Regions from separate parts of the Homo sapiens genome. Here region 2 is linked to region 1. A link is a loop called in an ENCODE intact Hi-C map of the cell type or tissue named here. Cell type or tissue: sigmoid colon. All regions are shown on one strand. Links, peaks and the distances in the headings refer to the core of each region. The heading gives the core; the rest is flanking DNA. Region 1 has its middle 64 kb from the start of LINC02795. Region 2 has its middle 36 kb from the start of COL24A1.

What was found. A loop is a pair of places that touch in the nucleus more often than their neighbours do. Peaks named below come from ENCODE experiments on the same cell type or tissue, not always from the same donor. Only the 100,000 strongest peaks of a DNase experiment are listed, where the experiment ranks them.
Region 2: it touches region 1 in a loop (2.3-fold over the local background); 2 of 110 quality-filtered maps call a loop at or near these places.

Annotation. Positions count from the first base shown.
Region 1 is chr1:86,247,895-86,264,292 of GRCh38, reverse strand. No RefSeq gene overlaps it. Among named protein-coding and RNA genes, the nearest start is that of LINC02795, 64 kb to the left of the region's middle. In sigmoid colon, for the core only: no CTCF peak of the experiment used is centred there; a DNase peak (open chromatin) is centred at 6,012.
Region 2 is chr1:86,184,936-86,201,333 of GRCh38, reverse strand. No RefSeq gene overlaps it. Among named protein-coding and RNA genes, the nearest start is that of COL24A1, 36 kb to the right of the region's middle. In sigmoid colon, for the core only: no CTCF peak of the experiment used is centred there; no DNase peak of the experiment used is centred there.

The DNA.
Region 1 (16,398 bases), core at 4,028-9,027:
CTTCTACTTAGGATTTGAAATGCAATAAAATAGAGCCAGTTTCACTCTCCAGACTAATGCTCACTTTTGCATGTCGTGCCTCCAAAAGGAAAGTAGCAGCGGCCACAGTGGCCACCTTCAGCAGGAAGCAACACACAGTGGCAATTCCATGCTCGCAAGGGGCGATTCAGCACAGCTATTGGCTTGGCCCTGGGGCTACAGGACTGGTGTGATACCTTAAATGCATGGGCAGCACCAAAAAGGAGCTAGGTTTCTGCATGAAAATAATTTCTATCAAAGTGCCTTCCAAGAACAGCATTCTTCTAATGGGTGTTTGGCCTCTGATTTCAGTCTCTTTTTCTTTCACCTCAAATAACTTAAAAAAAACAAACAAAAAAGTATCTGGAGTTTGTACTTACTGTGGTACCCAGAGGCAGACAAGCCACAAAGACCAGTCTACAGAAGTCATGAACCCGGTGCCAGGCACTTGGAGGGGCTCAATAATGGTAGCTGTTATTTTATGGAAACAAAGGGCAGTTGTAGGGGTGGTTCTCCAGACCTGGGTCCAAGCTAAGATTTTCCGTTTTATATTTGAATTAGTTTTGCTAACTGAATTCTCATGAGTAGAGATGAAATCTGCATGCTTGCCTGAATTTTACAATCAAGTCTATCAGAAAGGTCAGCCATTCACTTCTCTGGGTTCAGGCTTTTCGGTATTTATTAAACTCCCACCCCATGGTCCTCTCTGACTCTTGCTACGTCTGCCTTTTACAGCTCACTGCTTCCACGTCCTCGCTATTCAGTCTGGCCTCTGCTCCCACTTCCACGGCCCTCATCTGTGTCCATCTAGTTATTAAATCCTTATCTTCCTTGATCTCTTTGCAGCAGTTGACATAGGAAATACTCTCTCTGACTCAAAATTCTCTCTATCTTGGTTTCCATGACAGCTCTGGCTACTCCTTCTCAGACTTCTCCAAAGGTTCCTCCTCCTCCCTCGTATTTCTGTCTCAGCTCTCTCCTCATCCTACACTTTCTCTTAGCAGTCTCATCCATTTCCGTGACTTCAACCACCACATGCGTGCTGGTAAGTCACAAATCTCTTCCCTTAGCAGCAAGGGAACTCCAAATTTTTACATCCAAACTCTTAGTCAACATCCGCACTTGTTATATCAGAGACACCTTTAGCTCACATGTACAAAATGAAACTCATCATCTCCTTCAAGTCTGCCCCTTTTCCACCCATTTGCTTAAGCCAACATTGTGTAACTTTTCTTTTGTGCCCCATAGCACTTTGTAAATAATTTTGTTAAAATGCTTATTGCCCTATGTTGTAATTGTCTTTTTAAAAATCTGTCTTCTGGCCGGGCTCAGTGGCTCACGCCTGTAATCCCAGCACTTTGGGAGGCTGAGGCGGGTGGATCACCTGAGGTCAGGAGTTCAAGACCAGCCTGGCCAACATGGCAAAACCCCATCTCTACTAAAAATACAAAAATTAGCCGGCCATGGGGTGGCATGCACCTGTAGTCCCAACTACTCGGGAGGCAGAGGCAGGAGAATTACCTGAACCCGGGAAGCAGAGGTTGCAATGAGCTGAGATCGCGTCACTGCACTCCAGCCTGGGTGACAGAGCAAGGCTCCATCTCAAAAAATAATAATAATAAAAATTTGTTTTCTTCATGAAGACTGTCATTGTCCAAAGGTCTAGTACGTTGTTTGTAACAGAAGAAATCATTAAGTGACCTTGGCACACAGGAATGCTAGATAATGTCTCAAACTAGCTGGGTTGTATTTCAATTTAAATTAAAACATGCTGAGCATGGTGTCTCATACCTTTAATCCCAGCACTATGGGAGGCCAAGGCGGGCGGATCACTTGAGGCCAGGAGCTTGGAGACCAGCCGGTCAACATGGCAAAACCCATCTCTCCTAAAAAAAAATACAAAAATTAGCTGGATGTGGTGGCGCACGCCTGTAATCCCAGCTACTCCATAGGCTGAGACACGAGAATTGCTTGAACCCAGGATGTGGAGGTTGCAACGAGCTGAGATTGCGCCACTGTACTCCAGCCTGGGTGACAAAGTGAGACTCTGTCTCAATAAATAAATAAATAAATTTATTAATTAATTAAAACACTAAAATACCCACTTTAAAGTGTGAAGTCATCTTTAACTTTAACTTTAATGACTGAATTGGCTATTTTAGCTATTCACACAAGTAATGGATTTCTTTGCATTCAGTCTTTGTGAGGTATCAAACATTTGACAATCTTTTTTTTATCAACTTTATTTAATTCAAATTTACATCAATATAAAACATACTAATTGAAAGTGTACAAATATACTCACTCATCACCCCAATCAAGATATAGAACATTTCTATCATTCCAAATATTTTCTTCTCCCTTCTCTCCACACCTGGTCCTGGGCAACTAGTAATCTGCTTTCTGTCCCTACAAATTAGTTTTGTCTGTTCTAGAATTTCACATGAATGAAATCAAACAGTATGTATTCATTTATGTCAGGCTTCTTTGGCTCAACATTTTTTAAAGATTTGTCAATATTATTGCATGCATCAATGATTCAACTTTTTGTATTACTGAGTAATATTCCATAATAGAGATATACTACAATTTTTCCATTCACCTATTGACAGCCTATTTGGGTTGTTTCCAGTTTTGATCTATTGTGAATATAGCTGCTATGAACATCAATATACAAGTCCTTGTGTGGACATGTGCTTTTCCTTTGTTTTGGGTAGTAACATAATAGCAGAATTGAAGGTCATATGGTAAGTACCTGTTTAACTTTGTAAGTAACTGCCAACCTTTCCCAAAGTGTTTGTACCATTTTACATTCTCACTATCGATGTATGAGAATGTCAGACTAGGTATATCCTCTCCTGCATTTGGTATGATAAGTCTTTTTTTAATTTTAGCCATTCTACTGGTTCATAGTGATATCTCATGATTTAATTTGAATTTTCATTTTGGTTAATGATGTTGAGGACAGCCTTTTATTATGATGTTTGGTATCAGATGATCACTGTTAACTAATATTGTATGAGTCATTACTTTACCGACAAGCTAAACATTAACTAGAATATAATCCTTTGTAATGCAGTGGCAATAGCATAGCCTTGGAGTCAAAGTTGAATTTAGATATTGATTACCACTTACCAGCTATAACTCTAGGCAAGTTATTCTTAGCCTTGCAAAATCGGGCCAATAATACCTATATCCTAGCATTGCTTTGTGATTTTAAAATAATAATCATAGAGTTCTTAGCACAGTGCCTGAGAGTAGAAGCTCAATAAGCGATAACATTTATTATGAATATAATTATTTTGCCTGTACTCATACCTGTAATTAAAATATATGAACTGGCATATTGTACAATCAATGTAAAGAATCTATGCTAATTAAAATAAAAACAGCAAATGTTGCTGATTTCTAAAAATATGTTGCTGAAAATGATTTTCACAATCCAACTAAGACTATCATTATGAGCATTATATGTAAAGACCATAGGGAATATCAAATGAGTTAGCAAACTATTTGTAAAAACAAAAATACAACCTAAGATTTTATACATGTATTTGGCTTTGACTAAACATCATTTCTTGGAAGATAGCAGCTTCAGTGCTTCCAGACATCTTGCAGCAGGCTCCTTCTTGTCATTGTCTCAGAGAAAGCTGCTCTCATCTCTAGAAAAGAGTAGCTCAAATTGCCACTAGATTCTATTAGCCTGAATTGTCTTCAAGCACAAAACTATATTGATTTTTCATATTCATTTACTTAGTATTAAATACTAAATCCATAATATTACATTGTTTACAAAAATAATTTATTTTATTGCCTGGATCTTTAGTTCTGGAATGTAAACATTAGAAGAGCTAGTATATATCCTATCTTGTTCATTGTTGTATCTTTGGCACTCAGTAAATTGTTGGTGCTGAGGCCACCAACATGTGTAGGTAGTCAATAAATATCTGATGAGTGAATAATCAATCAGTCAATTAATAAAACAATAGGTACAAAGTCTCTGAGATATAAAACATCGTGGCCTTTTTCAGAAACAGCAGTTTGTTTAAGGTAAAGGCTATGTGCTAGGGACAATAATAACAGTATTCGCTTAGCACTTCCGTGTCTGGTTATGCTGAGACTTGTACTTATGGTATCTCATTGCAGCCCCATGACAACTTTATGAGATCAGTATTATTATTAACCCCACTTTATGGATGTGCAAGCTGAAGCTCAGAGAGATTAAGGGCAAACACTCGTCAATAACAGAACCCAGAGAGAGAGAGAGAGATTCCCAGACTATTGGAAAGGCTCTTAGAAGGAATTTGAACTCTATCCTGTTGGCAATGACAGGACAGTGGAGATTATCAGGCAAGGGAGTAACAAAAGCATACTTTCATCATATTTGTGCTGATTTGTGTTTTAGGGAGATCATTGAGGGGTGGTACAGACAACAGAGTAGAAAAGGACAAAAGTCAGGGAGATCAGTGAGGAGGCTATTAAAACACTCCAGTAAGAGATCATGGCAGTGGCACCAAATAGGGCAAGGGGGGCTGGATTTAAGGGATTTCCTAGGAGGCAGATAGAACTCAGTGAATAACTAGATGTGGGTATAAAAGAGGGGAGGTGCTGAGGATGACTCAGGGGATGGATGTGTGGTTTGGATGTCTGTTATCTTGCATCCTTCACACTCCCAGTCCCAATATTTGTCATGGGATTCCCAAAGCCCATACTTCCTCCATGACTTGCGAAAGCCAGAGAGTCAGCACACAGATGAGCTGTTGGTAATTTTGGAGATCATGCTGCATCATGAATATGAAGCACTAATGTGGAAATAAGTTAGGGACAAATAGTTTCCTTTCATCAAAGTCCCACCTTGTAGACCTAATTATGTTATCTGTGACATTGTACAAGTAACATTTCAAGTATTATTCCTCTTCAGTGAAACCAAGGCAGAGGTTAGGTTTTTGGAGTGTCTGTCTGTGTGTATGTGTGTGTGTGTGTGTTTGTGTCTTATGTTATTTTCAAAGGATTTTGTTGGTAGATTTTTTTAAAAAGTCCTTTACATGTTCAACTAGTTTATTATTCCTTAGTAATTTCCTCATTCTATGCAGCCCATATTTCATACAGACTTCTGAGGAGGCACTGAGCCCTTTCAGGGATCTGTGTTGTGGTGGCTCAACAATGCACTTCTGGCAACTCTGTGGATAGGAGGATGAGCTCAACTCCTTACAGCTGCGACCTCCCTGCTGCTCCTCATAAAGACTGCCTCACTATCCCAGAAAGCTTTCTTAAAAGATTCTTCTGAGGCTTTACTCGGTACCAGAGATGTTCCAGGTTCTTAAACACAAATCAAGGCAGGCTCCTACCAGCAAGCCAGACTATCCAACAACAGACAACTCACAATACGAATTCCGGGCAAGTAGACTCTGAAATTGAACTCCTTTCTCTTTAAATTGTTTTTATTGTCTTCAGCCAGATAGACGGTTGAAAGGAAATGGTAACCAACAAATAATGGTTTTCTAAGGAACCCTCCCAGTCCAATGAAAGAGTGTGTTTTCCATACTATAGGAGATGCCATGTCATAAGTGGGTGTTTTGTACTCTGTTGAGTAAAAAAACAGGTTGGTCTTAAAACTGTTAATGATAGAACACATGGCATAAATTATACCGTAAACTCCAAACAACTCTGAAATTATAAACATTGCTTAGTCAAGGCTTTTCTTTTAACAATGCCCTGATGTCTCTGGCATAGGCTAGTGATTTCAGTCGATGTTATTTTACTTGAAAGGAGGAATTTATTTTCCAAAAAATAGTCTAAGAAAAACTGTCTTCCTTGCTGACTTCATGAAACATCTTGCTCCAATGGCCTGTGTCATGTCTTGCCCAGGGCTGAGGAGAAGGAATATGAGATAGACAAAGTTTTGAGAAAAGTCATGTGATGAGGAGAAACTGCAGGCTTTGTCCTAACATAGGCAGGAGGCTGACTCTAGTCAGTGGGAACTATGACTAAAGAGAGACTGTCAGGCTCTGAGCCAACGTGCTTAGGATCTGGTATGGAGTTAGCATTGAATTTGGAGTTGCTTCCTGCATTTGCCTATCATAATTGTTCTCTGGGAATGGGGAAGCAGAGAGATGTTTTGTAAATTATGAGAATATGATTTACATCATTTACAGCTGACTTTTATTGGGCACTTGTTAGATGCTAGGCACCTTGGCCAGATATTTTATGTAATTATCTCATTTAATCTTAACAACCCTCGAGGTAGGCACTATTATTATATCTTCATTATGGATGGAAACTGGTGTTCAGAGAAGTTAAATTTTGCCCAAGGTAACCTAGAAGTTACGTGGAAGCCGGGATTCTAACCCAGGGCAATCTGACTTAAAGCCTGTACCATGAACCATTAACAGCTGTGTTACGCTTCCTCCATGGGGATTAATTAAGAAAACGTGTGTGTTTTAAAAACAGCAAGTGCTGTAGAAGTGCTAGTGATGGGCTCTGGAGTCAGAAAAGCAGACCCATCCCACTTCTTAATGGCTCTGAATGTTAGATTTTTCAATAAGATACTTGTATCCCAGCCTCTTACTCACAATATTGGAGATCCACGTTGGAGACCAAAGACTAGCCCATCTTTGGTCATCATGGTGACAGCCTTTTCTTTTAATGCTCATCTGTAACAGGTATTTCACTGTCCTTGAGCCTGATTTGGATGGAGTCTTTTCATCATAAGCATTTTTTTTTGCTTGCTAACCTCAAATTACACTTTTACTCTGGGATTATCAGCCTGTAAATAATGCTATCAGGTAGGAGAAAGGTAAGAAAATGTAAATAGTTTGATTCAGTTCATTCCCACTCTTGGAAAAACAGATGTGTGCCTGCCCTCCAGTTAATGGAAAGGTAGCATCGTATCTATAAACAAAGACTCTCTTTGACATGAAAAGGAAAACTTAAATGGAGAGAAGTATCATTTATCTATCTAGAACATTTTCTCCTAGCCAAAAACAGATTAGGCAGTGGATCTAACCAGCACACCTCTCTAATCTGACAGATTCCTGCCACATGGGGATGCTTTAGTGCAAATGTTCCATAGTCCCTGAATTTATTCATATGGTGCATCTCCCTATGTCATGCTTATTCAATGAATGCTCAGTGAAGTCTACACTCTGCACCATGGGCTGTGCTGTTCAGATGATAAAGAGTCTCTGTTACAGAAGGGGCCGTAATATAGTGGGGAAATATAGTATAAACAAAAATCATAATAGAATACGAAATATGCTATGTGAAAAATTTTGAGTAAAGTTCTAAGATGATGCAGGAAGGGGAACCTGTAAATTGCCTCTAACTCACAGAAAATAGGCTAGAGTGAAAGTAGCTTGTCTTTGTGCTAGTCTCACAGCAGACTTGAGAGAAGCAGGTGGTAGACAATTTTGATTCTTCATTTCTGATTCATTTCTCATTCTCAGCAGCAAATTAGGGCATGTTGAAGACTAGAGAAATAGATATTTAAGTACAATTCAATATTTTTACCTATCTTAATTTGGTGAATGATAACTTCACCAAATTAAGTCACAGAACCCATCCCAGGTACTGTGACATGATGGGAAATATCTGCATTCCATCTTACAGGCGGTACCAAATCCAGCACAGGGCAAATTCAACAGCTTTAGTACCACATGGCACTGCATATCCAAATAAAGAGATCTAACTAATGAGAGACTGTATTTTATAAAGAATTATTTGTGAGACACATTTGGATGTCATGAATATAGCTTGTACTTGTGAGTTGCTTCTGTCCCTTAGTAGCTATGTGAGAGTCTGACAAGTTGCTTTGCTGAGCCTCAGTTCTCCTGCATATAACAAGGATAATAAAAGCCATTTAAATGCATGTGTATATATGGCTTTTAATAAACAGCATTGAAAAATGCTATATATCTATATATAGCATTTTAATATATAGCATATATACATAACATTTTTTCAAGCTTCAAAATGTTATAAAACAATGATTAATATTGAAAGCTCTGTTTAGGTAGTTATCACTATGTGCACTCCCAAGAGCCTCTTGTATGCAAAATCCCACTAAGGAGATGGATAGAGGACAGGTTAGTCCCTTGAAGATATTTTGGGAAAATAGTACAATACAGATACTCTTGAAATGTGAGCTCCTCTATGTCCATATCACATTTTCAGCAGTTTCCTGAAGAGCAGTTCCTGACAATGCTCCCACAGTCATGACCTGTGTTATTAGAATAATAATCTTTGAAAAAAGATGTTTATGAACATAACCAAAAATAATCATAATTTCTCCATGTAGTAACATATGGCTAAAGTAAATAATAATAATAATAATAATAATAATAATTTATAATTTGGACTTGTGACTTTTTTCCTAAACTTGAAAACTTTAAAAAATTATCCTCGCAAAGAATTTTTTTTTTCTTTTTGGATATAAGAACTGTGGCCCAAAATTCAATCCAAACTAAATTTCAAATGTGGAGTTATAACCCCTACCTCTGCATGGAAACCATGGAGCCCCTCAGCCAGAGTGGCAATTGGCAGTTCTACCTTGGTCTCCAAGGACACACACAGTGAGATACCAACCAAGAAAAAGAACAGGGAAAGAATACGAGGGGAAATGCTAAAACCATCTGTACAGAGTTGGGTTTTGTATGCTGCTGCTACAACAGGATTCTTCTTATCTTAACTAGAGTCCCGTCTCCTTCCCATGACTACATTTGAAAGAATAGTAAACACCTCTTGCAATACTGATTTCAGAGAGTCAGTGTGGTTTAATATAGGGGTCATTAGAGTGGGGGTGAAGAGACAGGGTTCTATCCTAGCTTCGTCATCTCGTGGCAGGCATCTTGCCCCCTCTGTGACTCAGAAGCATCATCTGTAAATGTGGATATTAACAGTTGTAACCACTTTGCAGGTCATGGTGGGAAAAACACACTGAGATGTATATAGCGTTACTTTAGGCTTTCACACTAGGACAGACGCACACTTAGCCCCTCTAGACACTCAGACTCTGGGGTGCTGATCAAGAAAGAACCAAACTGTCCTGGAGCCCACATCCTCCATTCCTCTTTCACTAGTCTAGAGTAGGGGAGAATTATCTCACAATGCAGGCTCTAACAGAATTCTTCCCCTGTAGTCTGTGCCCACCACCCCTGCCTCCAGATGGTCCAGACAACATTGAAAACAGTATCTACCTAGGACAGTGCCAGAAGGACCAATCACTGCCTCATTCCTGCCCATCCTTCTCCAGAAGCGGTGGTGCTAGGGCCATAGGCGTGGACCTGCAGGATGAAGGCCCTTTGCCACTGCCAACCTGTGGTCTGGGTCATGGACCAGCTCCTGTACCTCTGGTTCACAGTCCCAGCGGTCACTTTTATTTTCCAACAACAGCTAAGATTGTTGTTTTTGGATTCCCTGTTCTCTGAAAGAGGAAAATTAATGTAAACCCTTAGACAAATATGTTCAAAAGATGATTATAATGGGTTTTAAGTAAAAACAGAATGGAAACCAAGGAATTATCTAATAATTAAAGCAAAAATTAATAAGCACCTCTTCTATCTGAATAGAGATATACATCTCTGGTTACAGTTGTGCTACAACAACACCATTGTGGTTTATTTTCCCATTAAGTGGCCATGAATATGGTCTTTTATGGGGCCTGGTTCGCTACATGGTGGTCTTACCTGAAGATAATCTTTAGCAACAAATACGCAGTGAAAAGGCCTAGATTTCTTATTATATCAACTTCTGGTCATGATTTTTTTCTTCTTACCTTTCTTCTAGAATGTGTTTATGCATAACGTGTGTATAGTCTTCAAAAGAGCCTAACATGTAACTAGTGCAGGCATAGGTACAAATAGAAACTGCCCCAGTATTTATTTGTGGATTATTTTCTACATTTTTTCCATTTCTAAATCCTCCCAAAAGACCAATTTTCTCTGGTAACAGAGAATATATTTGTCTTTAAGTTTGTAAAAGAAGCTACATAAAATTCTCCAGACACATGTTTAAAATGTGTGATCAAACTGGCATCTTTACTTGGAAATGGCCAGTGGTGGAGAATTTTTAAGTTTGTCTGATGATACCTCAAAGAGAATTTTTTTCAGTGGAACATTAGGTCCTCAATTACGAATTGTTCCCACATTTCAGACCTACCCAGTAGACCTTTCAACTTTAAGCTGTTTTTGTTACTAATGAAAAAATTCATTATTCATTTATGAAGTCTGGTTCTTCTTAGTGTTCTGACTTTAGAGAAGGATTTAATTTAGAAAGTTAACCTGTGGAATAAACTATGTCTCATGTGAACCCATTTAGAGACAGATGTGTTTCTGTAATATGTACTGTACAATCAATTTGCATTTATCCAAAAAGTTGCCATATTAAGTGGACTCAATAGGCCTACTGTTAATGCAAAATTTAAACTATGGAAAACTGGCTTTTCCAAACAATAAGAAAGAAGTTTCCCTCATAGCCTGGAGTCTTCTGCTTTGTTAATGCAAGATGTCAAGCCTGCTGCAGTTACCTGATGCAAGTGAAGATTAGAACACATCTGAAACACAGCTGAAAATTTTACAAAACTGAAGCACAGAAATAGATGGAAAAGAAAATGACGCAGGCAGGAAGGAGGAAAATAAACTCACATGCCCACAAAAATCTTAAAGGAAGGAACTGGAGGGAGTTAGTCTATTTCATATATGAGACAAAGTCAGAATTAATTTGCTTAGAAGTTGACAAACAAGACACCAAGTCATAGTCATTAGAGCCTGGATCTTGCCACCAGACAAGTAGGGGTTTAAATTCCTGCTCTTCAGATTACTAGCTGAGTGACCCTGGATTTTTGCTGGCTGGATTTTTGGCTGTTCCTTCATCTGTAAAATGGGAAAATAATTCCTACCTCAGAGAGTTATTGTGATAAGTAAATAAAAACAATTTTCATAAAGATCTAAACAGTACCTGCCACTTTATTTAGTGTTCAATAAATTGGAAGAAGTCCAGAAAATTTCAGCTTTGTCATAGCTAAGAAATATTAAATGATTTTTCTTTTACTATTTAAAAAAATAATGTTAGGGATATATAATTTATATATCCTAAAATTCACCCACTGTAAGTGTATAATTCAATGATTTTTTTTGTAAATTTATAGAGATGTACAACCATCACTGCAATCCAGATTTAAATTCAAAACATATTCATTACCACAAAAATTTCCTCGTGTCTGTTTGAAATTGATCTCTGCCTAGGTAACCACTAATCTGCTTCCTGTCTCTCTATATTTGCCTTTGCTGAATATTTTACATAAGTGCAATCATACAATATGTCATCATTTGCATCTGGATTCTTTCACTTAGCGTAACATTTTTTAGATTCATCCTTATAGCATATATCAGTTTCTTATTCCTTTTTATTGCTGAATAGAATTCTATTATATGGATAGATCACATTTTAACATTTATTCACTGGTTGATGGACATTTGGATTGTTTCCAGTTTTTCACTGTTATTAATAATGTTTATGCATACATTCATATACATGTTATGTTTAGACATATATTTTTATTTGTCTTGGGAGAATTGCTGCATTGTGTGGTATGTTTACATTTAACACTTTAATAAACTGCCAAACTGTTTTACAAGTTTCTGCACCATTTTATATTTCCACCAGCCATGCACAAGCATTCCAGTTTCTCTACATGCTCATCAACACTTGGTATTGTCTGTATTTTTTTTCATTATAGTCATTCTAGTGGGTATGTAGTGATATCTCATTGTGGTTTCAGTTTGCATTTCCCTAATGACTAATGATGTAGAGCATCTTTTCATGTACTTATTAGCAGTCCATATATCTTTCCTGGTGAAATATCTTGCTCATTTCTTACTTGGGTTTGTCTTTGTATTATCAAGTTGTAAGAATTCTTTATATATGCTAGAGGTGCACATTCTTTATCAGAGATGTGATTTGCAAATATTTTCTCACAGTCCGTAGCTGTTTGCACTTAAAAAGACACCATTAAGAAAATAAAGTTCTAAATTTTGAAATAGAAATTTAAAATTTGTCTAATTTTATAAATTTTAATGGATTTAATGGATTGTGCTTTTCCTTTCATAATTAAAAACCCTTTGCCTCACCCGAGGCCACAAAGACTTTCTCCTATTTCTTCCAGTTTTATAGGTCTAGGTCTTAAATTTAGTTTTATAATCCATTTTGAGTTAATTTGTGTGTCTGGTTTGAGATAAGAATCTAAGATCATATTTTTGCATGTAGATATCCAGTTATCCCTACATTATTTATTGAAAAGTTTACCCTTTCCCCCATTGAATTATAATGGTACCTTTGCCCAAAATCAAATAACCATACATGTAAGGGTTTATTTCTAGGCTTTCAATCCTGTTCCATTGATTCATATGCCTATTATATTTGCAAGGGTCTTGATTGTGTGCAGGGAGTACCCACTTACATCAATACCACACTGTCTTGATTGCTGTGGACTTAAATTTTGAGATTCGGTAATAAGGAAGCATAAGTCCTTTAACTTTGTTCATTTTTTTTCAAAGTTGTTTTGGTAAATGTAGATGCTTTGCATTTTTGTATACGTTTTAAGATGAACTAGTTAATTTCTATTAAAATGTCAAATGGGATTTTGATAAGGATTACTTTGAATCCATGGGTCAATTTGGAGAGGATTGTTATCTTGACAATATGGAGTTTTAAGTTGATGAACATGGGATGTCTCTTTGTTTATTTAGATATTTTAAAATTTCCCTCAGCAATATTTTGTGGTTTTAAGTGTAAAAGTCTTACATTTATTTTCTTAAATTTAGTCCTATTTTATCGTTTTGATGCTATTGTAAATACAATTATTCTCTTAATTTTATTTTTAGATTGTTTGTTGCTAGTATAGAAATGTAATTGATTTTTGTATATTGATCTCACATTCTGCGAACTTGCAAACTTATTTGTTAATTCTAATAGGTTTTTAATGGTCCCTTTGGTATTTTTTACATATAGTATTATGCTTTCTGCAAATAATGACAGTTCTTTCTTTCCAATATGAATACTTAATTTTTCTCCTTACTTCACTCACTACAATCTATAATACGACATTGAGTAGAAGTGGTGATGGAAGACGTACTTGCCTTGTTTTCAATCTTAGGGAGAAAGTATTCTGTTTTTCAACATTAGGAATCATATAGCTATGGGTTTTTTGTAGATATCCTTTATTAAGTTAAGGATATGTTCTTATATTCTTAATTTGTGGAACTTTTATCATAAAAGGATGTTGGATTTTTTTCAAATGTCTTTTCTGCATCTATTGAGATTATTATGTGATTTTATTCTCTATTCTGTCAATATGGTGCATGACATTAATTGATTTTCGTAAGTTAAAACAACCTTGTATTTCTCAGATGAATCCCATTTGATCATGGTGTAGAATTTTTTTTACATGTTGCTGGATTCACTTTGATAAATTTTGTACCTATGTTTATGTGGGAATTTCTGTAGTTCTCTTTTATTGAAATGCCTTTTTCTGGCTTTGGTGTTAAAATAATACCGGTCTCATAGAATTAATTAAGTGTTCTTTTCTTTGTTTTCTTAGAGTTTATGAAGGATTACTATTTTACCTTTTTAAATTACTTGATAGCATCCACCAATAGAGTTATATAGGGACCAGGGCTTTTCTCTGTTGGAAGATTTATTTTATTTTAATTAATTAATTAATTAATTAATTTTTGAGACGGAGTCTCGTTCTGTCGCCCAGGCTGGAGTGCGGTGGCACAATCTCGGCTCACTGCAAGCTCCGCCTCCCGGGTTCACGCCATTCTCCTGTCTCAGCCTCCGGAGCAGCTGGGACTACAGGCGCCCGCCACCACGCCCTGCTAATTTTTTTGTATTTTTTTAGTAGAGACGGGGTTTCACCATGTTAGCCAGGATGGTCTTGATCTCCTGACCTCGTGATCCGCCCACCTTGGCCTCCCAAAGTGCTGGGATTACAGGCGTGAGCCACTGCGCACTGCCGCAAGATTTTTAATTGCTAATTCAATTTATTTACTTGTTATCAATATATTAATATTTTCTATTTTTTTAATGATTTTTGTAGCTTCTTTCTAGGAATTTGTCCACTTTATTAAATAAGTTGTCAAATTTGTTAGCATGAAGTCATTCCTTTTCATTTCTGTAGGATCAGTAATGATGTGCCTTTTCTTCATCCTTGATTTTGTTAATTTCTGTCTTCTCTCTTTTTTTTTCTTAGTCAATCAGCTAATGATTTGTAAATTTTGTTAATCTTTTCAGAGAACCAACTTCTGGTTTTATTGATTGTCTCTGTTGTTTTCTGTTTCTATTTCACTCGTTTCTGTTCAGATCCCTCAGAAGCCAACAAAATATTTCAGAAGTCTCATCTTTTCCTTTACCCTTATAATCTGCAATTCTGACTCATTCAGAAGACTTTAACATTTATAAATAATTACAGAAATTTAACCAAAGGGAATCCTGAAATATAATGTTGGTCTTTGAGGATATAGGAGTGTCTTCAAGCCTTCTCCAAGGGGCTTTTTTAACCCATGAATCTCCAAATTACCAAATTACCTTCCTGCCATGTGCAAAGCTTTGCAGTCATATAGTCTCTACATTCACTCCAATTATTCAGAAAACATTCTCCAAACCTGTTTTCCATAAATAGCCCATACATATCTCTTCTTAAAATTATGTTTTGGAGAAGTCCCTTCCTTAGTAAGAGAGCGTGTGAAAAAAATAATCCAGAAAAGATAAACATGATATATATCCATAAAATAAAACATATGTATCTTCAGCTCTCTTGCCACCTCATAAATCCATTTAAAACAGAAAAATAATAAACGCAAGTCATCTTGTCCCTTAGTACACAAACTTGTAGAGAAAAACCTATGTTTTTTAAAATACTGTTTTCTGTTGTTGTGAGGGTATGTTGAGGGCTGCTAATTAAATCTATTTCTATCAAGGGCTTCTGCTTGAGGTTGATGAAGACAGAAAGGAACTATCTTTTTAAAGTGTAATAACTTGAAAACTGGTACCAGAGATATGGCAAGAGAAATAGAGTGATAACATGTCTGCAGGCTGTGAGTAGAGTTTGTTTTTGTTTATTTGTTTTTCTTTTTTCAGAAAGCCCTTCAAATGGCCAATGTTTTTCTAAGGAAAACATCAAAGAAAGGAACCCAAGCAAGACTGCTTGGGAAAGGTTTCAAAATACCAGACCTAGACTGCCCTTGGAAAAATGGCTCCTTGTAAACTGAACAATTTTAGTCAAGCCAGTTAAATGCTCTATGATTACTCTGGCTAATTTTTCCTCTCTTCTATGGCCCCAAGAAATTTTTTAAAAATTTATCTTGATATATTTTACAATTTGACCAATAGTGCAAAAATAGCTATCAGAACCTGTCTGCCCCATCCTATTCCATGATAGTGATAGATCTGCATGGTGTAAACCACATCAGCAGATTACAAGGAGCAACTTCTGAACTTAGAAAAGCATTCTAGAGCTAGCATGCCATGAGTCCATAGGTGCCCGAGAGACTACTTGGTGGTCCTCTGTAGTACATGTGTTCCTGGGTTTCTGCTCAGCTTTCTGATATGTATTCCGTGTCTTGCCTGCCTTACTTTTCTAGACCTCATTCCCCAGGAGTTGGCTTAAGCTTCTTGCTTTACCTGGATACACTGCTTGGTACCACAACCCTGCCCAGAGGATTCTGGAATATCAGACTGGTAGACCTCCTTGTGATTTTGTGTATTGTGTTGTGATTTGGATTACAAGTGTCCCTATTCTATCCCATAACCATCAATGAATGGTTACTCCTGTCTTCCTAGCAGCCCATGAAATAGTATGGACTCTGTACTAAGGTCACACAAAATATGACTACATCCAGAGAGAGTTTAAAGGATCTGTAAAGCAGAGGTCTGCTGAATCTGTGGGGAAAATGTGCGGATGTTTGGAAAAGTCAGTGGGCTTACCAGTCCTTATTTTTGTCCTTCGGACTTAAAGAGTAAATCAGAGAAGCCCTTCAAACTGTAATAGAAACCAAAAGCTTTTAGTTGAAAGGTAGTAGTCTTCTACTCTGCCTCATCAGCCCACAGATGAGAAAGCCAACTCAGCATCCAGTTTTCTACTGTGCAATATTAGGTTTCAGTAGTAGCTACCCATGTGAAACCAAGCCGGGCACTGGCCCAGCAAACTAGTTCCAGAATGTAATCAGGGAGGTAGGATTTGCTTGGGGTGGAAGCTGGAAAGAATTAATGACAACTCATGAGTAAAGTGGGTAATGCCAGAAAGAATGGAATATAGTGTAGTAACAGGGCAGCAGGCACCAGAATGCCTTGCTCTCTCGCTGTCTTCAACCCTACCCTGCCCAC
Region 2 (16,398 bases), core at 5,990-10,989, 65 kb after region 1:
TTTCCCCAATTCAGCTGCAGCTGCCTCTCACAGTGTTTCACTTCTCACCTGCACAACTGGATAAAATATTAAAGTAGAGTAAAATAAACTCATAAATGTGTCTTGGGATGGATTTTAGTTACCGTCTATGAAAACCCACGTTTTAAGGTGAGTAGCGTTCTTTGGCAGTAAGCCAGTCCCCGAGGAGACTGGATATTTTCACGGTACAACTAAAGAATAAGGCAAGGAACGGCGGGTGTGAGGAAGCCTGGAACTCAGTGCTGAATCAGTGAATCACCAGCTTAGGGGCCTCATGCTCCCCCGGTCTGAGGATAAGATTAGTCTCCAAATCTGGAATGGTGCCCTGCCTACAGGTTAGGGTTAAGTGACCTTACCTGTAAAGGTTAGAGAATGCAGGGCAATGAAACCAAGTAAGTAGTCCTTCCATTATCCCTATGAAACCAGAACTATGTCAGGGGTGTGTTGGAAATGAAATGACTGATACCAGTTCCCAAAGGAGACTGTTAAAGTTTAAGAAACTTTGCAGCTTGTTGGCTTACACTGGTAATTTGAAATCAGCTATCATGGGAGTATCTACAACACAGAAATTAGCACTGCAGAATTACGCCTCAGAGATGCTACTAATTAGGACTTTTCTCCCCCTAAAACCTGATAGCTAAACATTTATCAGAACACAACTGGGGGTACCTCCACTTTTAGTAACAGGCAACTTAACTTTTTCTCTTTTTGTTGGAGAGTCAATGTCTCTGAGCCTCGGTTTTCTTTTTCTTTTTCTTTTCTTTTTTTTTTTTTTGTTGAGAAGGAGTCTCGCTCTGTCGCCCAGGCTGGAGTGCAGTGGCGCAATCTCGGCTCACTGCAAGCTCCACCTCCCAGGTTCACACCATTCTCCTGCCTCAGCCTCCCGAGTAGCTGGAACTGCAGGCGCCCGCCACAACACCCGGCTAATTTTTTTTTTTTTTTTTTTTTTTTTTTGTATTTTTAGTAGAGACGGGGTTTTACCGTGTTAGCCAGGATGGTCTCGATCTCCTGACCTCGTGATCCACCCGCCTCGGTCTCCCAAAGTGCTGGGATTACAGGCGTGAGCCACCGCACTCGGCCTGAGCCTCGGTTTTCTTATATATAAAATGTGAAACCCAGCATTTAGATTGGAAAGAGATTTTTGAAATTATGTGGCCCAAACTTTTTATTTCACTTATGCTTGTTAGCTCTGACAAGAAGGTGGTGTATTTTTTTCCTCAGAGACAGAAGCCATGAATGCATCTATCACTTAGTAAGATAATCAGCATGACCCACTCCGTCCTGAAGCAGGATTCTTAGCAATTGAAGTCTAATATATTGCAGTACTTGGCACATTTTCATAACTCATGGTGATGGGCCAGGCAGCAATAGGAAATCCCAGACTGGGAGCCCAGGTAGCCAACTGGATCAGAGAAGGGGAAGTCAGTCAGTCTGGGAAGAAGCAGATAGGTCCTTGTGGTTTGATGGGCTAGGGTATCATCTGATGAGTTGAGGTGGGAAAAGATAAGATCCGGGCCAGGCACAGTGCCTCACGCCTGTAATCCCAGCAATTTGGGAGGCTGAGGCGGACAGATCACCTGAGGTCAGGAGTTTGAGACCAGCCTGGCCAGCATGGCAAAACCCCGTCTCTACTAAAAATACAAAAATTAGCTGGGTGTGGTGGCGTGCGCCTGTAATCCCAGCTACTCAGGGGGCTGAGGCAGAAGAATTGCTTGAATCCGGGGGGCGGAGGTTGCAATGAACTGAGAACGCGCCACTGCACTCCAGCCTGGGCAAAAGAGTGAGACTGAGTCTCAAAAATAGATTAATAAATAAAAGATCCAAACCCAGCCAAAGTCAGGGTTTTCATTCAAACAGATGGGACAATCATCCTACAAAGTCTAGGCAGTAGGACAGTAGATGTAAGAAAAAAAAATAGTTTTCAGAAGTTCATGCTGAAGTTCAGGAAAAAAAAGTTTTATCATTGACAACTGTTGAGATCACAGGGCCTATTTCAAATTGCCTAGCATACACACTACATACACAATATCAAAGCTTGGCATTGTCAATATAAACTTCTAGAATGTAAGATCCACTGCGCCCTTTGCCTTAGGAATATAGACCTTTTGTAACAAGGAAAATGGTCTTGATTCCTAGTTCAAAAAGATCCTTGAAAGATGTCTTGGGAAAATAGATGAGGGGAGGTACTTTTCCCTCTAAGACTCTTATTCTTTTCAAGATATGTTAACCTTTACTCCCATGCCTTTTCTTAATTCCAATCAATGTTGCAGTTAATTTTGATTGCAGAAACCTATCTCTGAATTGGCTTGCTGCATCAAGTTCAGATTTTAACTAAATTCACTAGCCTTTCTTTACTTGCTAGCAATCAGAAGAGCAATTAAACCATCTTTTGATTCAGCAATCAAAAACAATAAATCTCTTTCATTTAAGTATAGGGATACAGGTGAGGAAATAGAATTCTTTTAGTTATGACCAGGTAAGTGCTGGCATCAAGATAGAAATATGGTCTCTGAGGAACAGCTACCAATGGAGACAGCTGATATGAACTTGACTAGGAGATAGAGCCATTTAGGGGCCCAAATCTGAGCCCAATTAGTGGAGTTTTAAATTCAAAGGATAACTTCTCAGATTACCCTTATGAAAGACAGCATTGCTCCAACACCACAGGGTGAAAGTAAATCTTGAGGTGGTGTGGATTTAGGAAAACACCAGGCATTACATTATTACAGATGAATTGGCTTAGAATATCTCATTTTTCTTAGTAACTAAGTGATGGAAGAAAGATGTCATGTCCTCAATATCACTAATAATAGCTAATGAATGTTATTCTCCCACAAAACAGGGGTTGGTAGCCATAGTTGAGTCATGCTAAGTTCTCCAGTAGCAATGTCAGCATTCTCCACCTTACAAGTCTGGCACAAGGAGGTACATTTAAGTTTATTTGACAGCCTGCATGCTATTTCTTCAATATTGGAAAATTGCTTCATCTCAATTGTTTCCCCATGTACCTTAATTTATGCTAATTTTTCCTCAGTCTCACCTTTTTTTTCCCCTCCCTATTGCCAAGTTCATAGACTGTAAATTTTTTCATTAATTTTGTTACAGAAATAAATTAGTCAAATCATGTCAAATTAACCAGCATTTGGAAGAATTAATATCAAAAATATTTTATTAATTTTTATTTTTTCTTGAGTTTAGCTTATAGTAAAGGGAATTTTACTCACTGCAATTTAAATGGGATTTGATAAACAAATATTTATTAGGTATTTTACTACCTAAAACATACATTGTTAACTATAATAGTCTTTTTTAGGAAGCCACTAAGAGTTCCTCACAATGTTTTACCTATAATGCCTTATGAAAATATTGATATCATGGATTGATGTAGTCAATTTTTCCCCCGAGGATACCTACTCACATATATGCATGATTAAAAAAATATTTTGCAGCTTCTTCAACATAGGAACATAACATTTTTATTAATGGGGGTCCCAGAGTGGATGGGAGAAAATGGAGTGCACATGGGCCACTAGACAAAAAAGTCTATCCTACCATCCACTAAACAATACTGAATCTGTATGACCAGTGTGCTAATTATAAAAGATTGCCATCTGTGACACTCACTCAAGAAAACAAGACTTGGGTTAACTAATAAAGTTGAGATGAGGACAAGGGCATGGCCTGAAATTAGGCACATGGTATTATTAGTCATGGGGGTGTTAAGGGCAATGGTAAAAATGATATTAATAGATAAGAACAAGGTACATGGCTAGTGTAAAACACTGCTAGCTAGAGCAGAAACTGTTTTGTCTTAAGAAAGCATATCTTATCTGGCCCTGTGGTTGTTGAAAAATTGGGGGATTGATTGATTGCACTTCACAACTGATGGGCTGTGTGGAATGTACCAAATGAGCACTGATGAATAACAGCTGTTTGTGATTTCCAACGCCAGCATCAAGGAGGCCAAATAAAATTAAGATGATCTGGCATAAAACAAAGACATCATTGTAATCATCAGGATGCCTTTTACACATTGTCCTAAGATCATTGTGTAATTGTCTGACCCTCTTGATAAGTTCTCTGCCACTGATCCAGTTATTCTGAGAAATTAGACCTCCATGATTTTAATCATGAAAAACTGAAAGATGACTATTGCAAATTAATGGCCATGCAAGGCATCAGTGGTGGAAGGAATGCTTCCCCATTAGTCCTGTTCAGTGGCTTTTCCGTGCCTTTTTTCCTTTTTAAATAATTGTTTTCCATTTTTAGTGAATATTTCTACCTGGAGATATGTAATTTCCTTTCTCTATGGTGGCTGTTTTTTTTTTTCTCCAGTGGTGCCTTTTTTCATCTGGTGATGTCACAATACCATACGAGCTGTCCCCTGACATAGTTGAATTCCTGAGAATGCTAGATAAATTCTGAAGTGACTGTTCTTGTCACTGTTCGTGTTTTATGAATGTTTCTAAAATGTTTCTGCAACATCTAAACAATAAATAAGTTAACTTATAGCTCCATTGATTATTATTTACAGGCAATTGAACATAAACCCTTTTCAGGAAGAAAGATTCTGGAATAAATTAGGAATAATTGGATTAAAAAAAATCTTGGTCAGGCCAACCTTGGTCAAATCAACCTACTCAAATTTTCCTTGCCTTCTGAAATTTAAATTCTTGATTAATTAGACTAGGGTGGAAATTTAAACTCTAAACCAGATGAATTTCTATAACTACCACATTCTAGTAGACAAAGCATATCTTAACCTTTTATCCTTAATTCAGCTCTCCAGTGCTTTTAAGAAGTCCTAGTTGTTTACTTAAAGGTTACAGGAAACTTTGAAAGACATTATCTGTAAAACCACCTGAAAAATCTGCTATAAAATTAACATCGAATTCAAAGTATTTCTGCTCTCAGATTGTAAAGCTTTTCTGTTTGGGAGAAAAATAGATTACTTCATGTCTTAATCATCATTGTAATCTTGTTAATGAAGTTTCCAGCAGGCACCAGTGAGATGTTGCTGAGATCAGATTGTCATGTAAGCATCTTTGTACTAGTTTTAAGACTTTTGCAGGACCTCTCAATAATCTACCAGGATGAACAGGAATACTGAAACTCAAGGCGATCTCTGCTGCTCTATAAGTGTGTTGGAGAAGGGGGTTGCAGTGTTTGGGATGAACAAATGAAGCAAATTTATGTAAATAGGAATCAAGAAATACAGGGTGCCTGCTTAGGGTATGGGAAAATGTTTTATCTGGTTGACAGCAGAGAAGCAAAGAGAAATGAGAGTTGCACTGTAGAGGTTTACCTTCAAAATTTAAAATTCAGAGTCTGGTTTTGATTAAAAGAAATGGTTTTGCTTAGCAACTTTGGATCCATTGCAATGATGGACAGGCTTATAGAGGTTTCACCAACAATTACAAGGCTGTCGCCAGGAAATATAGCGTTGGGGAAATATTGGTAAGATAGCTTGACTTACTTCTAGAAAGGAGACATAGTTGTACAGATGTACAGATTACAAGAATAAGCTCTCCATCCACCCATGTTTAATCAAAATAAACTATAATACTATCTATATATCTCTTGCCTATGCAAATATGTTTAGATGGCGTTTCTTTTTTAAAATCTTATTTGTATCCTCACTAATTCAGCAATTCATTTTCTTTAAATACTAATGTGTTCACCTATAGCTACCTATAATCGCCCCAGGCTATTGTCATTACTTTCAACCCCATCTGTTTCAACTTGAATTTAGTGACTATTTTTAACCCAAGTGTAAATTGCCTCATTAGCACCACAGGGCTTCTCCCACAGCAATTAACTGCTCCCCAGCAGCAATTAATTTATCCTGGCCTAAGTGATTCCTCTGGCACTCTCCAGCTCCCTGAACTGCCTTTTAAAGAAAAGTCTTTGCCTGCTCCCAGCTGCTTTTGATTCTTTCACTGATGGCAGTTCCCCGAGTGAGGGCTACAATTCATCTTAAAGGATTCAGATTCTTATTATTTAGGAAACCATTTTTAAAGGACTAAATAAAGACAGATTACTAGTCTCATTACATAGTGCAAAAAATGGTGGGTGTGGTGGGGGTGGAAAACAAAGCTCTTACATTGATGCAGCCTTTACAAGCACCGGGAATTCTGCAAGGAACTTTTCAGACACTAATGCTTCATGTCCACCATATCTATTTTATTCTATTAGCCCATTTTAGAAAAGAGGAAATGGAGGCCCAGGCCCACAATTTCTAAAAGAAAAAAAAAAAAAAGCTAGGATTTGAATCTAGATCTGCCTGACTCCAAGACTACTGCACTTTTAAGAGGCAAAAGGAAAAAGTGTTGATAAAATATAGAATGAGAGTGAGTGCAATTGGAATAAGATGGGAAAGAGCGTGGAGCTGACTGGCACCGTGTTCATGCCACCAAGGGAGCGTCTGTATTTCATCATTGTGTGCTTGGTGCCTCAAGTTCAAATATTATTAGAACGCAAAGTTCCACAAGCAAAACAACACTATGACAGATCCCCCAAAGAACCTATCATTTCCTAAGACTTTTCTGGAGAGCCTCAGACTCAGGACAAACAACTCAGGGTAAAAATTTAAGCTTGACCACAGAGATTCCTTAGTATGATAAGCTGGATTTTCTGATTTAAAGAACCTTTGATCTCCTTCCCACTTCAGAAAAGCCTTTCAGGCTCCACAAAGGACTGTTGGAAAAGAAAAGATTTGGGTAAGGTCCTATTAGTTTTGTCATTAATTCTAATGAATCACCCCCATAAAACTGCAATTCTGTCTCTTTGCTTTTGATAATCATTTGAGATAGCAAGACTTGTGATCATATATTTTAGAGTAAGTGGCTGCATTGCTATCATAAACACACAATGAATATGTTTAGTGATCTCATATACTAATTAAAAAGCTTGAAAAACCTCGTTCTCTGTCAGAGCCCCCAAAACTCCTCGGGAAGAATACCATGTGACAGTCTAGAGCAGACTGCTAACGTTTCTGTAAAGGACCAGATAGTAAATATTTTAGGTTTTGTGGGCCATAAAGTCTCTGCCACAGCTACTCAATTCTGATGTTGCAGTGAAAAAACAGCCATAGACAATATGTGAACCAATGAGCATAACCGTGTTCCAATAAAACTTTATTTACACAAAGAGGCAGTGGGACAAATTTGGCCCACTTGCTATACTTTGCCAAACCCTGGTCCAGAGAGTGGTTTTCCAGGAATGATTTCTGGATCAGCAACAATACCTGGGCATTTGTTAGAAATGTGAATTTTGGGGGTCCCACCCTAGCCCTGATTACTGAATCAGAAATTCTGGAGGGCCCACTTCTGTGTTTAAGCAAGCCCTCTAGGTAATTCTGATTCGTGTTAAAGAACCACTGATCTAGTGAAAGGTAACGTTTATTGAATGTCTGATTTGTTCCAGGTGCTTCCAATATTTTTTTTCTCATTGAACTTACAATAACCCTTTCAAATTAGATACTTTCTCTACAACTGGAGCAGCTAAGGTTCAGAGAGGTTAAATGACCTATCAAAGACCAATGATTATTAAGGAATGGAGCTAAGATTCAATCCAAAGGCTGGCTGACTCCAAAATATATCTTAGCTAAAACATCTCCAAAATTATCCCAGAGATCAATCTAATCCCCCCTGCTTATTTTACAGGTGACAGAATTAGGGACCAGATAGATTAGGGAAATTTACCTGGCCTATTTCTTATTGCTCCCAATTTAGTAATCTTTCCTTCGCACCATGCCAGAATTGCAAAGTGAGCAGAAATCTTCTGCAAGTGCTGGGACAGAATGTGAATACACCTAGAATAGACAATCCCAGGCACTGCTTGGAATGGTGAAAAGCCTCCACTCCATCCAAAGGAAATCTAACAGGTTCCATGCTGCTAAGGCAGATGCTGGAATTGCCTAGTCATTGAACCATCACTTGGGTCTGTGATGCTGGCATTTCATCCAGCCCCTCCCCAGTTCCAGGATATAAAGGCAGAGAGGTGATCTCAGGTGTGTGTTAAAGATTTAACAGGGAAGAAGAAGAAAAGACATTTATTGAGCTATTTATGTTAGGTATTATTCTATCTACTTTGTATATATTAGTTCAAATAATCCATTTAAGAATCAACAAGGTAAGAATTATTCCATTATGTAGGTAAGAAAATTAAAAGGTAAAATAAATGTAACTGAATTGGAAAATATCCTACAACTATCTGGACTCTATGTAACTTCAGAGCTCTTCCTTCTCTTCCCTACTATCTGGTGACCAAATCTTGGATGCTCTGTGCTACTTAATGACCTCAGTGTCTGTTCATAAGTTAGGGAGCTGGCCCTGTGCCTTCTACCCTCTAAGTATAACTAGGATATCTCAAAAAGCACTGTGTGCTTTTGGGTGAAAGGTTTTGTGTTTGTTTTAAAATGCAAGTGAAAACAACTTCAAAAATGTGAACAAAAGCAATTGCATAAGAATGAATTTGAATGAACACTCTCATAATTTGACATTTTGGAATATAGCACACAAGATCAGTTTGTTATAATGTCTCTCGCTTTCCCCAATTTCAATGTTTTCTCATACATAACACTCATAATTCCCAGCCAGAGACCCATAAAGCAATATTTTCCCCCATATAATGGTTTCCTGCACATAGAGTTCAAAAACATGGTCTCCTGGAAAACATTATAAAGACTTCCACAGTATTAGAATGTAACTCACACTCCTTCAAGATCACTAACACTACTTAACCACATCCCCATGTTTAAAACACCTCTTTCTGTAGTTGTCTTTCCATAGTTTATAAATATCATTCCCCTCCAAAAAAGTTTAAAAGGAAAATGAAGTGTGAAGTTCCTGCCTACAAACCATATATTTTAAACAAAATCCAACTGAAAATATTTTTAAAGCTTTGTTTCACAATGAACTTAAAAATGGAGAAAAAATGGTTCCCTGCTTCTGAAGTGATTATATTAGTTTCCTAGGAATGCCAAAACAAAGCACCACAAATATCTCAGCTTAAAACAACAGAAATTTATTCTCTTGCAGTTCTGGACGCTTAAAGTCCAAAATCAAGGTGTTGGAGGCTATGCTCTCTGTAAAGCCTTGAGGGAAGAATCCTTCTTTGTCTCCTCCTGGCTTCTGGTGGTTGCGGGTGTTCTTTGCCATTCCTTGGCTTGCAGCTGCGTCATTCCAATCTCTGCCCCCATTTCACAAGGCAACCTTCTCTGTTTATCTGTGACTACAAGCCTGAATCTTCCTCTCCTTTCTCACACAGACACTAGTTATCGGATTTAGGGCCCATCCTAATCTACCATAACTTCATCATAACTTGATTACATCTGCAAAGACCCAATTTTCAAATACGGTCACATTCACAGGTGCTAGGGGCTAGGGCTTGAACATAGCTTTTCAGGGGACACAATTCAATCAACTACAGTTATCAGGTAAATATATCTGAATATTACCTCCATCATGAGAATAGGTTTACAAGTTTTTCAAAATCTTTTACAAAAACTAATTTATTATTTTCTAGAAGAAAAATTTGATCTAAGTCAGATTTTTGGTTAATAACCAAAGTAGGTGTATTTACTCCTTCTGGTTGGTATTGATGAATATTATTATTCTTATTAATTTATTCTCTTAAAATGATTTGATAATGACAATAATAATTACAGTAATAACTATATATAAAGAACTTACCGTGTCTGGCATATATGTAGTGCTAATCTTTTATCTTAACAATAATTTTATGAAGTCAGTACAAGTTTACCTTCATTTTACAAATGAGAAGACTGACACCAAGAGACATTAAGCAGGTTGTCCATTGTCATGCAGCTGAGTAGTAAGTGATATGTCCAAGATTCAATATCTATTTCTTTGGTAAAGAATTCCTGTTTCATTTCACTAAGGCAGGAAGCCAACCTACCCAGTTGTGTGCCAATATGTTTCCTTTCTTTAGTGTTCCCTGTTCCAAAGTAACTGGAACAGGTGTATTTCCTTGATGTTCATTCAATAGCAAAGATTTGTCAAGGACATTTTCCATGGGTTAGGCACTAGAATTTTAAATAGTTAAATAAGTAAACAAATACAGACTTTAGAGCAGCCTACTGTTTAATAGTTGCCAAGATAGCTAAAGAATGTTAAAACATCATGAATTATTTCACCTTCTCTAACCCTCAAAGCAAGCAATAGCACTCTGCTGTTTGTCTTTATGCAATCAAGATTAGTTTAAATTAATATGCATCTGTGTAGCATCAAGAGCGGAACATGACATAGTCAGAAACAGAGTAGGGGAAAGAGGTGGGAAAAGGGAATGAAGAGGAGAAGGGAGAAGAAGAAACTGGTAAGCCTGTAGCACCAAATGTTCCTTTTGTCTAGGACCAGCATTTAACAGATTTAGAAGGGAAGCCTGAAGATACAAATCACTGTGGACCTTTGGCTTAAGGCTCCTCTTAGTTGCCAGCTACTAACAAGGAATGCCATGACCTGGATATAAGCAAGAAGCCGTCTTCTGGAGTTATGCAGAAATAGGAATGGTATAATTTTTATTTGCCAGTGGCTACTCCTGAACTGCTAAAGGAGTTTTACAGTTTAATCCCCAATTGCCCTTTACTCTACAAGTGGAAAACTTAAACTTTTAGTGGAACAGGAATGGCTCAGAGTTGTACAATGAGAGTGTTTTTTGCTTCAATTCCTTAGCTCATGGGAACACGCAAATACATTCATCATTATTGCTCATGTTCTTCCAGTTCAGTTGGTACCTTAGTTTCACATTTGTGGTTGGTTCATTGGAGGACTTGTTTCAATGGAAACACTGTGTGGTAGAGAGAGTAAATCTGGTCTACAGTAGCCAAGAGATGATACTCATGGAGGGCGGAAGAAAAGGAGAGAAATGGTTTCACCACAAGATTAAATAGATGCTCATTCCCTCCTCATAAAAAGGAAAAGAAAAAAATTCTCAAGTCTTTGCAAACATTTTCTATACTATAACTTTGGTTTTAATTATAAAATAACTCAAGGAAAGGTCAAAATCAATGTTATTTGTATTTTTTTACTATTTAAAGAGAATACTTAAAGGTAAAATAACAGAAACACTCTATACATGCACAAATGGTGATCAATTTTAAGTTAATTGTTAATGCATAAAACTGTCATGTCTACGAGCCTCCCTCATACCTTCTATGCAACATGAACAAAAACTAACTCATCATTGTTCCTCCTAAACTTGCTCTTGATCCTAGATTTCCTATGCAGTTAATGGAGCCATTACCACCTAGTCATCCAAGCCAGAAACCAAAGCCATTGTATACCCATGGGGGACTTCTGCTTCTGGTTAAGACTGGATAACTGGCACAGGACTACTGTCCTGCCACAAACAACTATAAAACTGAATAAAATATATGAGGCAACTATTTCTAAGCATTAGACAATAGGCATCACAAAACTGTAATCTCTGAGAGAAGGAAAGCTCACTCTTGCCTTCTATCTGGGGAAAATTTCTTGACCCTAGTACAAGGCTGATATCCAAACATGCTGGAGGACTTTAGAGTTCCACCCCAACCAGAATGGAGGGACTGAGTTAATGTCATTAATATCTCTGTCATTCAATGGAAACACCAGTAAGGCTCTACTTATGAACAAGGACCACCCTCCAGAATAAGACCTACTCAAGACCCACTGTGATGAAGCCTCAGCCTCCAAACTGTTCTCATGTAGAGATGAATACAGCCACATAGTAGGGACTTGGGAAACACCTTGGAATTTCCACAGATCCATGCTAACAAAGTATAGGACTAAGCCTACCTAAATTCAAGTTGATGGGCCAGCAGTTGAACTACTTCTAGAACAAAAATCAACACTCTTCAAAAGGAGATAATTATCAAAGGTCTCCACCATAAATTTTCCACAAAGTTTGTACATAAACAACAATTATTAGACATGCAAACAAATCTCATAGTCAAAAAACTAAAGGGTGGTTAATATGAACCAGCCCCAAGAGTGCTCACCTGTTAGTTTTAGCAGATAAAGGCTTTACAGCAGCCATTATAAGTATGTTAAAATAATCAAAGGAAAATGTGTTCAAATAAGTAGAGGAAAATAATAGTCTTTTCTTTTTTTTTGAGACAGAGCTGTGCTCTGTCACCTAGGCTAGAGAGCAGTGGCAAGATCTCGGCTAACTGCAACCTCTGCCTCCCAGGTTCAAGTGATTCTCATGCCTCAGCCTCCCGGGTAGCTGAGACTACAGGTGTGTGCCACCACACCTGGCTAATTTTTATATTTTTAGTAGAGACAAAGTTTTACCATGTTGGCCAGGCTGGTCTTGAACTTCTGACCTCAAGTGATCTGCCTGCCTTGGCCTCCCAAAGTGCTGGGATTACAGACGTGAACCACCGCACCCAGTCTGGAAAACATAGTCTTAATGAGGGAAGAGATAGAATATCTCAGCAGAGAACTAAAAGCTATTTTTTTAAAAAAAGCAAATGGAAAATATATAGTGGAAAATTACAATTAAAATTTAAAAGTCACTGTATGTGCTTAGTAATAAACTGTAGATAGCAGAAAAAAGAGTTGGTGATCTTGAAGAAAGATCCAAGCGTCTTCCAATCTGAAGAACAGAGAAAAAGAATTGAAGGTAAACTTTCGAAACTGAAGAATGGAGAAAAAAATTGAAGATAAAAAATTTCCCAATGTGAAAAGGAGAAAAGGAACTGAAGAAAAATGAATAGAGGCTCAGGGCCTTTCAGGCAATATCAAATGATCTAAGGTATATGTAATAGAGTCCTAAAAAGTGAGTAGAGAAAACTTATTTGAAAATATACTAACTGAAAGTTCCCTAAATTTGATTACATTGACTTAGATCCAAGATTTAAGCAGTATTAACATAAAGAAAACAATTTATGTAGGTACATAATAATTAAATATAGAAAACCAAAGAGAGAAAATCTGAAAAGCTGAGGACAAAAAAGACACATTAAATACAAGACAACAATGATACAAAAAAATGACTAACTTCTCATCAGAATCAACGAGGGGCAAAAGACAATAGAATTGTATTTTTAAAGTGCTGAAATAAAAATTTTAGAACTGTCAATCCAGTTTTTGAAGTATTTTTGAAATATCCTTCAAAATTCTTATAGTGAAGACCTGCACTATAAGAAATGCTAAAAATTATTCTTCAGGCTAAATGGAAATAATACCATACACAACTTCAATCTATAGTGAGAAATGGAGAGCACTGGAAATAGTAAATGAATGGGTAAGTATAAAAGTCATCATTTAAAAGAAAAATAATATAAAGTGAGGTTGGTAGCTATGTGAAAGTAAAAGATACAACAATAACAAAGGGAGGGTAGGTGAGTGGAGTTATACTTTTGTAAGATTATTACACTTGTGACATGAAAAGCAGCAAATGGGAAGTATGAGTGTCAGGTATAAAGAGTGAAGTGGTAAATTATTGGACTGTAAATAGCCATTGATAAATACATTTATTATTAGTGCTAGAGAAAACACTTAAAAATAATAACAAAAAGGTGAAGTTTCATACCCAATAGAGGCAACAAAAGAAATACTAAAAACATTTTATTAACCCAAATGACGTCAGGAAAGGAGAAAGAGAGGAATAAAATATTTGGAAAAATTTGAACAGAAGGAAAACAAATAGCGAGATAAATAGAATAGATGACAGATTATCCACAGCAGCTTTATTTATAATAATCTCAAGCTGGAAACAACCAAAAAGTCCATCAACAGTTAAATGGATAAATAAATTATGGTATATTTACACAGCGGCATATACTCTGCTGAAAAATGAAAACCAATGCACACAAAAACGTGGATGAGTCTCAAAAACATCTGAGCAAAAAGAAGCCAGATCAGAGAGGGTATTATATGGGTCCATTTACATGAAATCCTAGAAAAGATAACACTAATCTATAGTGCTAGAAATAAAATCAGTAGCTGCCAGGGTCGGGGATGTGGTGTGTGTGTGCGTGTGTGTGTGTAAGGGAGCTGGGAGTTAACAGCAAAGAGGCATGAGAAGACTTTTAAGTTAATGGAAATGTTCTATACCTTGTTTAGGGTGATGGTTTCACAGGTATGTACATTTGTCAAAATCATCAAATGGTACAGCTAAAGTAAAACATTTGAAAAAGGTATCTGTGGAATATATTCTCTTCTCCTTGGCTAGCAGCAAATCCATGCATCTTGAGCCCAGTCCAGTCTCTTTCTAGAATGTCATACTGATCTCAGGTACTATTTGCTGGTGGTTATCAGATTCTTTATTTTCTGTTTTAGTACTAGCCTTTTTTCATCAAAGAGAAAACTTATAGAAATTACAATGGCTGTTAGTACCAAAAGAATTAATGAAGTTTTCCTGTATTTCTGAATTTTTCCTGAGTAAAAATTCCGAGTGTTGGAACCATCTGGCTTATTTCCTAGCAAGGAAAATACCGGAGTGGTTTTTTGAAAAAATGAAGTTTCTTTCCAGGGAAAGTAAATTTTCCCTTAAATGTAGAGAATATGGGGAAATTATAAATGTTGAGAAATATGATTTCAAAAAGTTGTTTTGGTACTTTATCTTTTGTTTCAAATGTTTTGGCCATTTTTAAGCAAACATTTGAAGATTCCTAGGAAATGCAACATGTTATAGCTATTTAAAAGTTGATTTTATTACATCATTTTCCTCCTAATCATCTTGGGTTGATGGTTTCATATTTAATTTGGAAAAAAACCCAGTTTGTCCAAGTTTAGATAATGTCTAATTTAATATTAATCTGTTTTCTTATTATTCACTTAGTAGGCTTAATACTTATTTTAAAATTCACATATACACATTCACACATATATGGCTGGAAAATATTTTAATATTGTGACAATTTTGGTGTTTGAAAACTTTTTACTTAAAAGTTACAAGTTGAGTTATGTTTAGGAAATGTCAGTTTAATATAAAAAATCCATTATGAAATATTTTTTAAAAGGCTGGATTAGGCAACGGACTTATTGAGGGACAGCTAGAAAGGGATGCTGTCTAGAGAAAAGAATAGGTGAATAATCTTGAAAATGCATGTAAATATGAAAGGAATCCTCGAGAAAGGATAAGCTAGGAAGCATAATGAGAAGATATTTGGCAGAAGTGTGGATGCCCTAGGTCCATCACATTTCAGTTCTTCTCTTGCAATTTCTGAAAAAGACTCTCATGAGAGCAGCCATCATACTGGAGGAAGGAATCTGATTTAGAAGTGACATAAAGAAGAATTACATTTCTTCTTCACGGAATAAATTCTGGACACAAAATACCCTGTTGTGACAGTCACATTTGATCTCCTCCAGTTGCCCCATCCCTTAGTGAGCTCTCCATTGCCTAAACTCAATTAGCACTAAACTGTCTGCAACACTCATAACATGGATGTGATACTTTGTACTGTATTTTGATGAGTTTTACAGCTGTTGGAGGTCAGGGGTTGTACCTTTTCACGTTTATATCCCTAAAGCCTTGGACAGTGTTGACATATACTAGGTCCTCCTCAGTGATGAGGAAATGTTATTATTAAAGTATAACATGCCCCTCTGACATCTTTTCACCCAACATTGTATCATTTAATGTTTACTGCACTGTATAATTGTCAGTTTATTTGGTAGAATTCTCCTCTACATTAGAATATTCTTGAAGTCTGAGACTGTTGTACTCACTTCCTTACTCTCATTGTCTTGCACAACATAAGAGTCTAAGGAATCTTTGTTGGACAGAAGTATGAATGAGAGAGAACTGGACCAGGAGGAGTAGATTTTAGTCCTCTACGACTAATTGGTTCAGAAAAATTGAACAAGTAACTTAGCATTTGTCTGTCAGTGTCCTCATATACATGTAAAATTAAGTACTTGGATTTGGTAAAAATCAAAGACCCCTAACAGTTCTAGAATTCTATGATTTGATGATGATGGTGATAGTTTAAAATAGAAAGTTGCTTTAGTTAAAATGAGTTACTGAGTTAGATGATATCAGCTCTTAGCAACTGGCTTTCTCCTGCCTCCAAACCTTTCATCCTGGAACTCTAAGGACCCCACAAAGGGGTCCTTGCTGAAGATTTTGGAAGTGTCATTATATTGTAAATAGCTCCTTATAAGGAACAGACTAGAGACCCCCAGATATCAGTAGTTCAATGAGTGAGGCAACCTGTTTAGATTTTGAACTAAAGGTTAATTTACTAAGCATCCTTGATCCTTCTCCATTGCCTGCTCAGAAATAACATCAATTGGTTTGAGGAATTCTCTAAATCTGTATCTTACATACACTTGTGCACTATGTACACACATTGTTCTAAGCTCCTTATGTATTATAAATCCTCACAATACTGCCATTTGGCAGATAAGGAAACTGAGGCAAAGA